Linked DNA regions of Homo sapiens: region 1 is linked to region 2. The links are chromatin contacts, found by Hi-C or POLR2A ChIA-PET in ENCODE. All regions are on one chromosome and are shown on one strand. Each heading gives the region's core, a stretch centred on a gene start or an enhancer-like site at or near the end of the contact. The rest is flanking DNA. Distances are from core to core; before and after follow the strand shown.

The links. A loop is a pair of places that touch in the nucleus more often than their neighbours do. ChIA-PET counts read pairs that join two places held with the same protein, here RNA polymerase II (POLR2A). Pooled maps may share reads with other maps.
Region 1: a loop to region 2 is called in a map of GM23248, with 2.9 times the contacts of the local background. The contact joins two enhancer-like sites. A Hi-C loop is called at or near these places in 2 of 168 maps with a recorded cell type or tissue (GM23248 and ovary) and 3 of 50 pooled maps. POLR2A ChIA-PET finds 5 or more read pairs at or near these places in 3 of 52 experiments (H1, OCI-LY7 and T-cell).

What each region holds. Positions count from the first base shown.
Region 1 is chr15:68,664,129-68,670,743 of GRCh38, forward strand. All of the region lies in intron 2 of CORO2B (coronin 2B), which reads left to right. It overlaps LOC124903514 (a long non-coding RNA gene), which reads left to right. Exons shown (of 2, transcript XR_007064691.1): 2 at 1-1,530. Among named protein-coding and RNA genes, the nearest start is that of CORO2B, 88 kb to the left of the region's middle. RefSeq lists a silencer at 2,302-2,596 and an enhancer at 5,210-5,709. Within about 2 kb of position 5,142, at least 2 of the 41 ENCODE cell types and tissues checked have a DNase peak (open chromatin) inside an H3K27ac peak, as active enhancers do.
Region 2 is chr15:68,726,612-68,733,099 of GRCh38, forward strand. CORO2B (coronin 2B) reads left to right here. Exons shown (of 12, transcript NM_006091.5): 12 at 1-1,195. Among named protein-coding and RNA genes, the nearest start is that of MIR4312, 72 kb to the right of the region's middle. Within about 2 kb of position 3,965, at least 11 of the 41 ENCODE cell types and tissues checked have a DNase peak (open chromatin) inside an H3K27ac peak, as active enhancers do.

The DNA.
Region 1 (6,615 bases), core at 3,892-6,391, 61 kb before region 2:
TGGTGGGTTTATGAATGTACACGTGCAAAAATTCAATGAGCCTTACAGCTAAGATCTCTGTAATTTTTTTTTTGGATACAAGTATATCTTGGTTAAAAGTTTCAGAGTTGGGGGAAAGGTGTGTGCTTCTGAAATGTTGACAAAATTGCTTTCCGTTGAGATTGCAATAATTTATATTTGAACCAGCAAAGTGTAAGTGTGCCTGTTCATTTAACCTCTTAAAAACTGAGAGTTATTGGCGGGGCATGGTGGCTCACGCTTGTAATCCCAGCACTTTGGGAGGCCAAGACAGGCGGATCACGAGGTCAGGAGATCGAGCCCATCCTGGCTAACACAGTGAAACTCCATCTCCACTAAAAATACAAAAAATTAGCCGGCCATGGTGGCAGGCACCTGTAGTTCCAGCTACTTGGGAGGCTGAGGCAGGAGAATGGCGTGAACCCGGGAGGCAGATCTTGCAGTGAGCCAAGATTGTGCCACTGTACTCCAGCCTGAGGGACAGAGCGAGACTCTGTCTCAAAAAAAAACCAAAAACCAAAAAACAAAAAAACCTGAGTGTTATCATATGTTTTAATTTTTTGCCAAGCTGATGAGTGGGAAACTTTGTCAGAGTAGTTTCAATTAACATTTTTATTAAAAATGAGGTTGAAAATATCGTCGTATGCTTACAATCTATTTGCATTTCCTTTTTGTGTGAATTGTCTGTCCATATTCTTCACCTATTTTTTATAGGGTCTTTGATTAATTTCTTATTGATGGAAGAAGTCCTTTATATGTTAGGGAAATGAGCCTTTTGGAATATGAGTTGCAAGTATACGTTTCAAATGGTACTTTTTGCAGTGCAGATTTATTTGTTTACATTTCAAGTATTTAAGTTTACCAGTCTTTTATGGCTTCTGGATCTTGGGCCATAGTTAGAAAGGCTTTCTCTGAGATTATAAAGAAGTAACCTTTTTACTAGGCCTTTCACTACTTTTAGAATTTCATTCTTATATTTAAATCTTTGGTGCATTTTGAACTTATCTTGGTGTAAAGAATGAGGTATAGATTAACTTTTTTTCCCCCAGGTATCTATCCAGTTGAAATAATTCCAGGTAATGAGTAATCCTTTCTTTCCCCTACTGATTTGAGATTCAGGCTTTGCTGCATTCTACATTTCTGAATGTATTTGGGTTTATTTTACAGACTGTCCATTATTTTCTACTTAATAGTCTTGTTATTCATGTACCAGTACCACAATGCTGTGTTACTAAGACTTCATAATATGTTTTAATATCAACAGGGATAGTCACCACTCATTGTGGTCTTTTCTCAAACGTAGTTGGCTCTTCTAGCTTATATATTTTAATATATAATTTTAGGATCTGCTTATATAGATAGAAAATATTGATATTTTATTGGGATTATGTTAAATTGATAAATTAAAGAGAATGTCAACCTTATGATGTTGAGTCTAAATATCCATGATCATAGTTTACTTTTTGTAGTCCTTTGTGTCCTTTTGTGGTGTATTAAAAGCTTCTTCACATAGCTCTTATTCATTTCTTGTTACACGTATTTACCTTTTTTATTGTATTATATATCCTTTTAAAATTATATTTGCTAATTGATGATTGTATACTAGAAAGCCATAAGTTTCTGTATGTTAATATTTTGCCATGTTACTAAATTCACAAATAGCTTATACTAATTTTCAGTGGTTTCTCTTGAGGTTTCTAGGGATACTATTTTATCATTTGCAAGTAGTGATAATTCTCCTCTTCATTTATAGCTTTTATACCTCTGGTATATCTTTCTTTTTTTAATTGCATTGGCAGGTCCTACAGGAAAATGTTAAATCATAGCAACCTCTTGTTCCTAACTTTGATGGCAATGCATCAGGTATTTACCTTTTACATATTTTGGGTTGAGAAATATTTTCCCCCCAGCATTTTATTATTAAACTTTCAAACATACTGCAAAGTTTAAATCATTTAGCAGTGAACACCACCTAGATTAATGGTATTAACAGCTTGCTGTACTTCTCAAAGCTGAGTGTCCTATTTGTTTGAGGTAGAGAAGAGGCTCGAACAGATAATTCTTTGGGAACATTCTGGGTAGCGGACATAAAACCTGGCACATGGCAAGTCAACAGATGATGCTCAGATATGCAAATACTGAAAGTGAGGCCCCAGGCAGCTAGTTCCCTTTCCAAGGTGTCACGAGGTGTCAGAAGTAGGGAAGAGCCCAGATTTAGGACATAAGGTGGGTAGGGTGATTCTCAGATGAGAGGAGGCAAAGGATGAAGGCCTCCCCCAGTCCCCAGTGTTCTGAACTCCACAGGACCCAGGGAGTGGGTGAGTGGCCTTCCAGGACACCATTCTTTCCTGACAGCTGGCGGGAATTTCCTTTCTCTTTCTTTCTGTCTACTACTCCTTCCCTGCTGGCTCCTCCTGGCAGAGCCCCAGACAAAGAAAGAGAAGTGGCCTGAGCAGGTGCTTCCCTCCTCCCCTGAATGAGCTCTTCCTGGAGAGCGAGGGTGGAGAAAGCAGGGCGGCTGTGGGCACTGGGGGTTGGGGTGTTGTGTTGGGGGATGGGCAGGGAAGGGGCCAAGGGAGTTTTGTGCCTCTCTAAGCCCATGTGCTGGACAGGGCCTTGATGTTGTCCTTTCTTATCTACACTATTGCAATCACTGCACTGAGTCCCCAAAAATGATAAAAATACACGGTTTTGTAGTCAGGCAGATTTGGGTTCAGCGAGATCAGCGTGTTCAGGGTGGTATGGCCGTAGACCAGCCAAATCTAGGCATTGCCAGAAACCTGCCGCATGCCCTTGGGTGAGATTTGGCTCTGGGCTCCTTCCTGGGCAGTGAGAGGATCTGTGGCTCAGCTGCAGCACAGGTGAGGAGCAAAGAAGACCCTCGACAAACAGGCCCTAGGCTTCCCTCTCCCCAGGCTCCCCGCTCCTGATCTCCCTTCACTCTCATGCTCCCCCACCCCTACTCTAAAAACCCCTAAGGCCTCCCTTTCTGGATGAAGTCCTGCCCCACCCTGGCTCCATGGCTTGGCCCACTCTGCCCCTTCCTGACTCACCTGCCCTCACCAGACCTTGAGCCAGCCCCGGTCTCTTCTACCTGCCTGCCCTTCTTCATGCTCCTCTCTGCACAGCTCAGGGCACCGCCTCCAGGAAGCCACCTGGAGCCATCCTGCTTCTTCCTCTGCTTTGCCAACAGACTCTCCGCTTCCTGCCATGTCCTTGCCATGTTTGAGGCAGGGGTATCGTGGTCTGTTTTCACACCTGTTCCTGCTTCTAGGCGATGGGCTCCTTGAGGCTGGGAAACACACCCATTCGTTTTTCCATTCCCAACAGCCAGAGTTCAGCCCAAATACTGGACAGGGATCTTTTCGGACAGAGAAATCTTTTGAGGCCCAGGGTGCAGATGAGTCTTGGCCAAAGCCCCACATCTGCCTGATGGCAAAGCTTTGGATTTAAAACCCTGCGTGAGGAGTGGGACGGGTGAGGCCCTGTGGATAAGCCAGGTTTGCACTGGGCCTCTCTATTCACTACCTCCCCCTTCTCAGCCTCAGTTTCCCCATCTGTGAGATGGGAGAGTGCACTGAAGATGGGCGGGGGGATGTGGAGGAATGCTGAAAGAGCTAGTTCTATGTTTTAGTGGAGGGAGTTGCTGGAAAGGAAAGAGACTTCAGACCAGTTACTTCCATCTCTGGAAATAGAATATGGGGCAGTGAAGACCATGGGCTTCGGGACCTGTAGTCCTGACCCAGCCATTTGCTAGATGAGTTATTACTCCCGAAAGCCTTGGATTTCTTATTTGTAAACGAGAGATAATAAATCCCACCTGGCAGGGTTGTCATGATGACAGTAATCACCCACACCTGTTGAACACGTACAACGGGCCAGGGACTGTTCTAAGCTCTTGAGACGCCTGGTGCCACTGAATACTCAGCAACCTTGCAGATGAGGAAACAGGTATAGCTTATACAAAGTCGCACAGCTGGGAAGTGCTGGAACTGGAATAAAATAGAGTGATGCTGGCTAAGAGTTTAGCACCATGCCTGACACACAGTGAGCCTCGGTCAGCGAGAGGGCCTAGGTCATCTGCCCCACAACGTGTTCACACTTGCAACCTGCAGGCATGGCCCAGGGCTGGGGAGGGGGGCGCTACAGGGGATCCAAGAACCTTCTGGATCATGCAGACAACACAGACAAGGTCCCTGTTCTCAGGAGTTGTGTGAGCCAGTCAGGAGACAAACAATGAACAAGGGCGCAAACAGTCGTTAAGATTACATCAGACAGTGATGGGTGCTGTGAAGAAATCCAACACAGTGATGCCGTAGAGACTTGTGATGGATATGTTAGGTAAGACAGTCCGAAGGACCTCTCTGCAAACTTGAATGGGATGGAGCCGGTCAAGTAAAGAGCATGCGGAAGAGTAGTGCCCTAGAAAGAGAGAATAGCATGTGCTGAGGCCCAGGGCGGGGAGCCCCAGGGTGGGAAGCCAATGGTAGTCAGGGGCTGGGCTACCCAGAACCTTGGAGACCACGCCAGTTTGGATTTTCTTCTAGGTGATGTGGGAAGCCATTGGAGGGTTTCAAGCTCAAGGTTAGCTCTCACTTGAGCTAAACAAAGAAATATGGTAACAACACACCCCATAGAAAGCCAAAGACAGGCCGAGCATGGTGGCTCACGCCTGTAATCCCAGCACTTTGGGAGGCCGAGGTGGGTAGATCACCTGAGGTCAGGAGTTCGAGACTAGCCTGACCAACGTGCAGAAACCCCATCTCTACTAAAAATACAAAATTAGCTGGGCGTGGTGGCATGTGCCTGTAATCCCAACTACTCGGGAGGCTGAAGCAGCAGAATTGCTTGAACCTGGGAGGCAGAGGTTGCGGTGAGCCAAGACCACACCACTGCACTCCTCCATCAGAAAGAAAGAGAGAAAGAGAGAGAGAGAGAGAGAAAGAAGGAAGGAAGGAAGGAAGGAGGGAAGGAAGGAAAGAGAAAGAAAGGAAAGAAGAAAGAAAAAGAAAAGAAAGAAAGAAAAGAAAAGAAAGAAAGGAAGCAAGCAAGCAAGCAAGCAAGCCGGAGACAGGACTCGGCCTTGAGAAGCAGGGAGCCCTGTTCACGCCCAGACCATGGCCTGTTCACTGTGCTGAGGTGAAGGCGACTTGGAGCCTTTATCTCTCAGGACACAACTGGGTGTGTGAAATCCACACGGGCATCTTGGCACCTCTGCAGTTGGGCAGATTCCCTAAAGGGAACAGGGAATCTTGCTGGCCAGGGCCAAGGTGGGAAGTGGCTGTGAAGAGTGTGGTCAGTTTTCCAGCCTGGTGGGTGGGATGTGTTCTCTGACTGAAATTGCAGTATGCTTTGCGTGAATGCATGAGTGGGCCAGGGCTAGGACAGCCAAGAAGAGCAATCTATTCCCGGGACTGACCTTGACTTTTGGCCTCACTTTCGTTGAGCTCAATGGGCAATGCTGGCTCTGAGTTAGCTGTGAGTTTCAGGAAAAAAAAATTCAACTTTCTAAAAATATCAATCCAATGGTGGGTTTTGGGCTCAACAAAGAAACCCCTGACAGTTTCCTGTTAATAAAATAAATATATTTTTCTTGGAGAAATAAACCAAATAAGAAAAAATAAATAAGGCTGGGTGTGGTGGCTCATGCCTATAATCCCAGCACTTCAGGAGGCCAAGGTGGGTGGATCACTTGAGGTCAGGACTTCGAGACCAGCCTGGCCAACATGGTGAAACCCTATCTCTACTAAAAATACAAAAATTAGCCAGGCATGATGGCGCATGCCTGTAATCCCAGCTACTCAGGAGGCTGAGGCAAGAGAATTGCTTGAACCTAGGAGACAGAGGTTGCAGTGAGCCAAGATCATGCCACTGCACTCTAGCCTGGGTGACAGAGCAAGACTCTGTCTCAGAAAAAAAAAAGGGGGGGAAAAATAAAGAAAAATTTAAAAATTTTTGAAAAATTATGTATAGATAACCAACTAGTAGAGGTCTGGATCAGAATCAAGATGGCAAAGCAGAAGTACTTAGTGGTTTGTTTTGTTTTGAGACAGGATCTGGCTTTGTTGCCCAGGCTGGAGTGCAGTGGCGTGATATTAGCTCACTGCAACCTCCACCCGCTGGGTTTAAGCTATCCTACCACCTCAGCCTCCCAAGTAGCTGGGACTTCAGGTGTGCACCACTAAGCCTGGTTAATTTTTTAATTTTTTTTGGTAGAGACAGGGTTTCACTGTGTTGTCTAGGCTGATCTCTTGAAATCCTGGGCTCAAGTGATCCTCCTGCCTCAGCCTCTCAAAGTGCTGGGATTACAGGCATGAGCCATCGCGCCCAGCCAGCAAAAATATTTAGAATCATTAGTTTCCGTAGATGGATCAGAAGTGAAAAGGGGCAATGAATGTGATAAGGAACTAATACACAGAATTAATATCTCTGATATACAAAGAGCTCTTATAAATTATTAAGAAAAAGATAAACACCAATACACCATTAGGAAATAATTGAGGACCTCATAGAATCAGAAGATTCACAAGCAAATAAATGCAAATATCTGCTAAGCAAATGAAGATATAAGCAACCTTACAAAGCATCAAAGACTTG
Region 2 (6,488 bases), core at 2,715-5,214:
GATTCTCTACAAAGCTCTTGCACACCCTTTTCCCATTCAATTTGTGAGCCAGGCAGGGTAGGGATTAGTGTCCCCCTTTGACAAATGACAGAACTGAGGGTTGCAATGGGGAAATGACTTATAAAGTCACCCAGCAGGTCAACAATGGGCCCACGACCAAGACCCTGGGTGTTCAGACCCCAAGGCCAGGGCCTTTCCCGCTGCATCAAGATGCCAATCCCTTTGTGGGCTTCACCAGTGCCCAAGTCTCTATGGAGAATGAGAACTGGAAGCCACTGCTACCGTCTACCCAGCACCAGTAGTGCCGATGTGCCACACTGCCCAGTTGAGGCCCCTCACGCTCTGTGCCCCTAGATCCTTCAGGTCCCCACCCTCAGCTGTCACCACCACCCTCCCCAGGGGACTCCATCTGAGATGAGGCCTCGTCCTCCTGGAAGCTGAGGCTGAGAAGGGTGGAGCTTGGCCCTGGGGAAGGCAGACCAGGGTCTGATGGCTTCTAGGGATGCTCTGCGTGTGTCTCAGCACCGCTATCTCAGCCACTTTCAGCCTTATGCACGTAGAATGACCACAGCCACTCGCATCCGTATAGCACTTTAAAGTTTCTGCAGTCCTTTGACACATAGGATCTCATGGAGCCTCACGTCTACTCCCTTCTGCAGATGAGGAAACCGAGAGAAGTGGCCCAAGGTCACGCAACTCTGAGATGCCACATTTCATTTGATCTTGTACACATTTTCTTTTATTCCTTCTTTTTTCCTCCTTTCATTTCCCACTACGCACAAAGAGTTTATAAACACTGTTCTCAGAAGAGTCACAGTTTGGGGTGAGATCTGGAAATCAAGAAATGGGTGTCCACTCTTTTCTTTCATTAGCTAGGATCTACTAGATGCATTATACTCCATACCTGCTTTTCCCATGGCCGCCCTACGGAAAATCCCATCCACAGAGGCCAGGGCTACCCAAGCCCCTCCAGGTGAGCTGGGCCTTTCCTTTATGAACCTCCATCCTCCCAGCCAGCTACAGTAGGGCCTCCTCACCCCGTACCCCACAGCTAGACAGTGTCAGCACTCATCTCCTCCTCCCACATTTCTGGAGCTTTTTTTTTTCCTTCCCCATTGACCTTTGTGGTCTTCTGTGATTATTTATGCTGCCTCCCAAGGATAGAATTGAAATAAAATGTTTTCAACTTATCAAACCTGGGCATAGCCATCTCATTTAACCCCAGTGGTTCCTGTTCTTGGTCACCATGGTACCTTGATGGTCAGCTCCCCACCCACAGCTCCTTTGCCTTTCTGGAATGACAACCCACGTCTGTACCTACAGATATAATTTCACACCTTCATTTATCTCAGCACTATTGACATTTGGGGCGAATAATTCTTTGCTGTGGGGGCTGCCCTGTACATTGTAAGATATTTAGCAGTATCCCTGGCTCCACCAATCAGATGCCATAGCAACCCTCATCCAATTGGGACAACCAAAAATGTCCCCAGATATTGCCCAATGTCCCCTGGGGTGTCAGAATCACCTCCCGGTTAAGAACCACTGTTCTACCGCTATTCAATAGATGCTGCCCCGTGTTGGGGTCTGGGTGAGACCAACGCTCTACATTGGAACGGTGCCTTGAAGTTTATCAGGCAGGATTCCACACACTTGACTCATTTGATCTTCATAGCAGCTCTAATTGGTAGGTCCGATTATTCCTGTTTTCAAGAAAAGCAGTCAGGCCCAGAGTGGTGACATGTTCAAGGTCACTCAGCCAGTGTAGTGGGGGAAATACACAGGGACTGGGTCTTATGAGCCAGAGCCAGAGAAGGTCTGTGTTCCCAGTCCCCAGCCAGACTCAGAGCTGGGCAGAGTCTGTTCTGGGAGCGTGGCCGGGGCCCATTCTGAGACCAGGGATGCTAGATATCCTCAGTCTCTCAGTAGTCCAAGGTTGTCTTAAATAAGAGTTGTCAGGCTGCAAAGTGAACAGGCACCCGGCAGTGTGTACACCACAGGAAACTCAGAAGAGCCAGAAGAAAGCAGTGTGGGCCTTAGAAAAGGGGTGAGGAGGAAAGGATAAAGGGCTGCAGAGGAACAGCGGGCAGGACACCGGGAAGGCGTGGTCCAGGCCTGGCCCTACCCTCGACTAGTTGTGCAACATTGAGTAAGGCTTTTTTTCTCCCTGGGCCCCATTTTCTCCATCTATAAAATGAGGGGATGGGACAATTTCTAGGGTCCCTTCCTGGTGTGTCATCCTAGGTTTCGTTACACTAGCAGTTGAGAGGATGGGACAAATCCCCAAGACCACCCATTGTCTAGCACGAGTGATTAAAAAAAAGAAGAAATTTATTGGGAAAAAGGAAGCAAAGAATGACTTCCTACAGGACTTGGGTGCAGAAAATCACTTTTGCTGAGTCTCAGGGAACAGGTGAATGGATAAGGTTATCTGTCTCATATGTACTTCTGTCCCACCTAATCTCCAATTCTGAGCCCAACGGGGCGGCTGTTTATCATTACTTATTATGGTACACTGTCTAAGGTCGGGCTCGAACTTGCTTTCTGTCTCCCCACTAGCCCATTTTCCCAACTGCATTTGTTGAATAACTCATCAATTCCCCATTGGCTGGCTGTGTATCCTTAATTTCTTCATATGTTATATATTCCATGACTAGTCTGTTACGCTGGCCCCTCTGCCCATTACACACTGCGAATTACACTGCCTAGCCCAACACATTGCTTTAATTATCATAATGATGTAGGAGAGTGCCATTCATGGCTCTTTGAACCTGTCCCCACTGCCATGCTCCCTACCAGGTGTCTGCTCCCTTCTTTTCTCCAAGTAAGGATACCTTAAGCTAAACTTCAGACCCTTCTCTTCTACGGAGATGTCCCTAATGCCTTTACCATCAGCAAGAGTATCCTCCTGCACGTGCCTACAACTCTTTATCCTACCCCTGACACCTAATCGAATTTTCAACTCAGTTTAACACATACCAAGTAGCTGCATCTATTTAGGACCAGGTGCTGGGAACCATGACATGAGAAAGAACAAGCCCTGCTCTTGAGGGGCTCCAGCCAGTGGTCTATGTATAGGCATCATATCATCCAGCAGGACCTGGAGCCCTTGGAGGCTGGGATGAGCTTTATCCTAGGCTGGGTTCAGTGTGGAGTGGGCAGTTTGTTCTGGGATTGGACGACTCCTGGGTTGTCTTCCAGCCAGCCTCCTGAGATCCCAAGATGGGCTTGGGCATTTTTAGACTCTCTCCTGGTGCTGGGCAAACATCCCAGACTGCCAGTGGACCGTGCAGAACGTGGCTGCTTCTTCACTGTGGGAAATGACTTCATGTTGAAAACACCCCCACCTCCCGGCCCCCGCCCCCCCAGCCTTCCTGCTTGGAAGGGCTGCCGTGATGGGGGCTGCCTGGAGCAGAGGCACTTACCTCGGCCACAGGAAACATTACCAGATCCTTCTCCTCCCCCTGGTCAGCCTGCACAGGGACTGTAGGGCTATGGTGCAGGGAGGGGAAGAGGCCTGCCTGGAATGTTGGCAGAGGCTCCTCATTCTCTGTGTATGTGTGTTTCCTATTTGGGAACAACCTGCAGCCTGTCTTTCCTTGGAATTTTAATTCAGTAACAAGCACAAATGGGTCAGCCTTACTCAGAGAAAGGTGAGTGTCTAGAGATCGGGTGAGAGTAGTTCTAGCAAGCTCCTGTCCCAGAGCCCCTCCCTTGCATCTGGCTTGTCACACTGCCCAGAATCCCCCCATTAGCACATAGTTTCTTTGGGTTAAGCATTGCCCTTGCCAGAACCATCTCCATGTGCAAATCCCCCTGGGATTGGGATGCTGGTATGAATCGGGAGAATGGATCCAGCGAAGGGGACACGGGAACAATGAAAGACGGTGGGCCTCGAATGAGAGGAGGGAGGTAGGGACACTGAGCAAGGTCACAGTGATGACAGCAAGATTCAAAGACCAGGAGTTTGTAGAAACTTGAATCCAGCCAGCAGGTGGCAGATTCTGGCCTTCCTATCAAGCCCATTTTTTCTAAACTGGGTCCCTTTTGCACCTCCCACTCACTCCAGAATTAATGATCCAACCATAGGCACTGAGGCCTCATGGCAAAGCAGGCGCACACAACAGCCAGGAATCAAAGCACCCCAGGTGGAGAAGGGAGGCTTGAAGGAGGGCAGCCCAGGGACCAACTGTTTCCAAGGCACAGCCAGAGGAGGGCACGCACCTCACCTTCCTCCCTACGGGGCTGTGGAGACCCTGCCTAGTCTTCCTTGAAGCACAGGAAAGAGGCTTGGTCTGGTTGTTCTCACCCCACCCAGGCAGCCTCTGACCTGCTCTGTGATCTTGAGCAGTTTCCCTACAGGAATAGTGACAGGGATGGGGCCCTTTCTGCCTGGAGAGTCTGCGTTTAATGAGGCTTGGGCTGAGGGGGTGGTAGAAGGAAGAGCTGGAAAGTGAAGGGGGGCAAAAAACTAGGGGTGGAGGGACCAGGTGTCCAGGCCAGACATCTGCACTCGGCCAAGTCCGGCCCAGCCCAGCCTGGGGCTCGCTGCTGCAGCCCACGCAGCCTCCAGGAAGCTCCTGATGAGACAAACAGGACCAGTCGTCCAGGGTCTCTGCTTCCCAAGCACGGGAGCAGCCCAGGACACAGAGGAAGAGGCCAAGGCCAGACCCGGGAAGCCCTGAATTTTTGCCCTGGAAGGCTGGACTCCACCCCAGGCCATGAGGAGCTAAGGAAGGGCTTGAATCAGGAGTGGACACCTCCCTCTGGCTACTTCAAGGGAAGGGATTGGAGGGCAACACAAGCCGGGAAACGGTGGGGGCTGGTGGGTTGTCCAGGTAGGAGATAGGAGTGGCCCAGCCTGGGGCAGTAGTTATGGCAGAATTAAGAGAGCTTGCTGAGATAAGGAACTGACCTTGATCCCAGGGGTGGGTGGGAGGAGGGGATAGGGAGGCAACAGGGAAGAGGGAGGAAGAGGCAGGTTAGGAGAACTCAGAAATGGAACCAGAGCTGGGACAGGGATGACCCACCCCCTGCTGTCTAATGGGGCACTCCCCAAAGATAGGGATCGTGTTCTCTAATCCCCTTGTAAACCAACAACAGCAGTGCTGGCCACACCTTTCTTAACGAATGTTCCTTTGGCTACCTGAGAGAGGAAGGGCTGGTCTTAGAAAGCATGTTGGATGCCGGGGCGAGGTGGCTCATGCCTATGATCCCAGTAATCCCAGCACTTTGGGAAGCCAAGGTGGGAGGATTGCTTGAGGCCAGGAGTTCCAGACCAGCCCGGTCAACATAGTGAGACCTCATCTCTATTGGAAGAAAGGAAGGAGAGAGGAAGAAAGAAAAGAGAAAGCTTGTTGGGCTTTTTTAATCACTGAAAGACCTGGCAGGCCCTAGAACTTCTTAGCAGTGTGATTCAAGTGATTCTAAATCCCCCACCCACCAGCCGTCTCCCATTCTAACTTATCCCCCACCGGCCTGAAATTCACATAGCTCTCTGAAAGTCATTTATAATAATGAAATAATGAAAACAGCTTATTTTTCTTTGCCTACTGGAATTTTGAGACAGTTTTCATTCAAAATTATTTTATCAAATATTTATCAAATGCCTTTTCTGCATCGGGTATTGTCCTAGGTGCTAGAATAAGATGTAGTTCTTGGTCTCAGAGAGGTTCCAGTCTGGTTTATAATTAAAATTCATATTCAATGCAGAGAGAAATGTCTGGAAGGACTGAGATAATTAGCAGTGATTATCTTCAGGGTAACAGGATAAGAGAAGAAGGTATTCTTTAATTTTAAAGACATTTTAAATGTATGTAAAGGTTTAGGATTTGCCACGACTGTGTCCCTTGGGATGAAATCTCAAGCTTATTCTGTTCAGTTCACCAGGTATGGGTGCTAGGGCTTTTCCTCCCACATCACCTCTGCCCCTTTGGAGGGCAGTTGGATGGGGTGAGCAGACAGGGCTGGCCAGGTGTCACTTCCATTGTACACTTGACAGGTGGAGTCCTGACCAGAAGGCCCAGCCACCACCACACAGCCCCACAATGCGAGGCATGCCTCACAGGGATCCCAGCACAGTCCACTGTGGCAGCAGATGCTCAGCCTTTCCCTGATCCTCTTGTTGCTGACTCTGCCCTACCTACCTGATCCCTCCTGGTCTGGTCCCACCCACTGATCTCCTCCCACTCCACTCAAGGTGGCCCCAATCCCTAAACTTGCATAGGGCGAGGTACACTGTCTCTTCACCCGTTTTCTTCCCAATCTACCGCTTGTGGCATAAACCTTATGACCTGCTTTCTCTGGCATTGAGCCCTTTCTTCTCTTCAAATCAAAAGCCCTGGCCAGGCACGGTGGCTCACAACTGTAATCCCAACACTGGGAATCCGAGGCAGGAGGATTGCTTAAGCCCAGGAGATCGAAACTAGGCTGGGCAACATAGCAAGACTCCCATATCTACAAAAACATAAAAAATTAGCCAAGTGTGC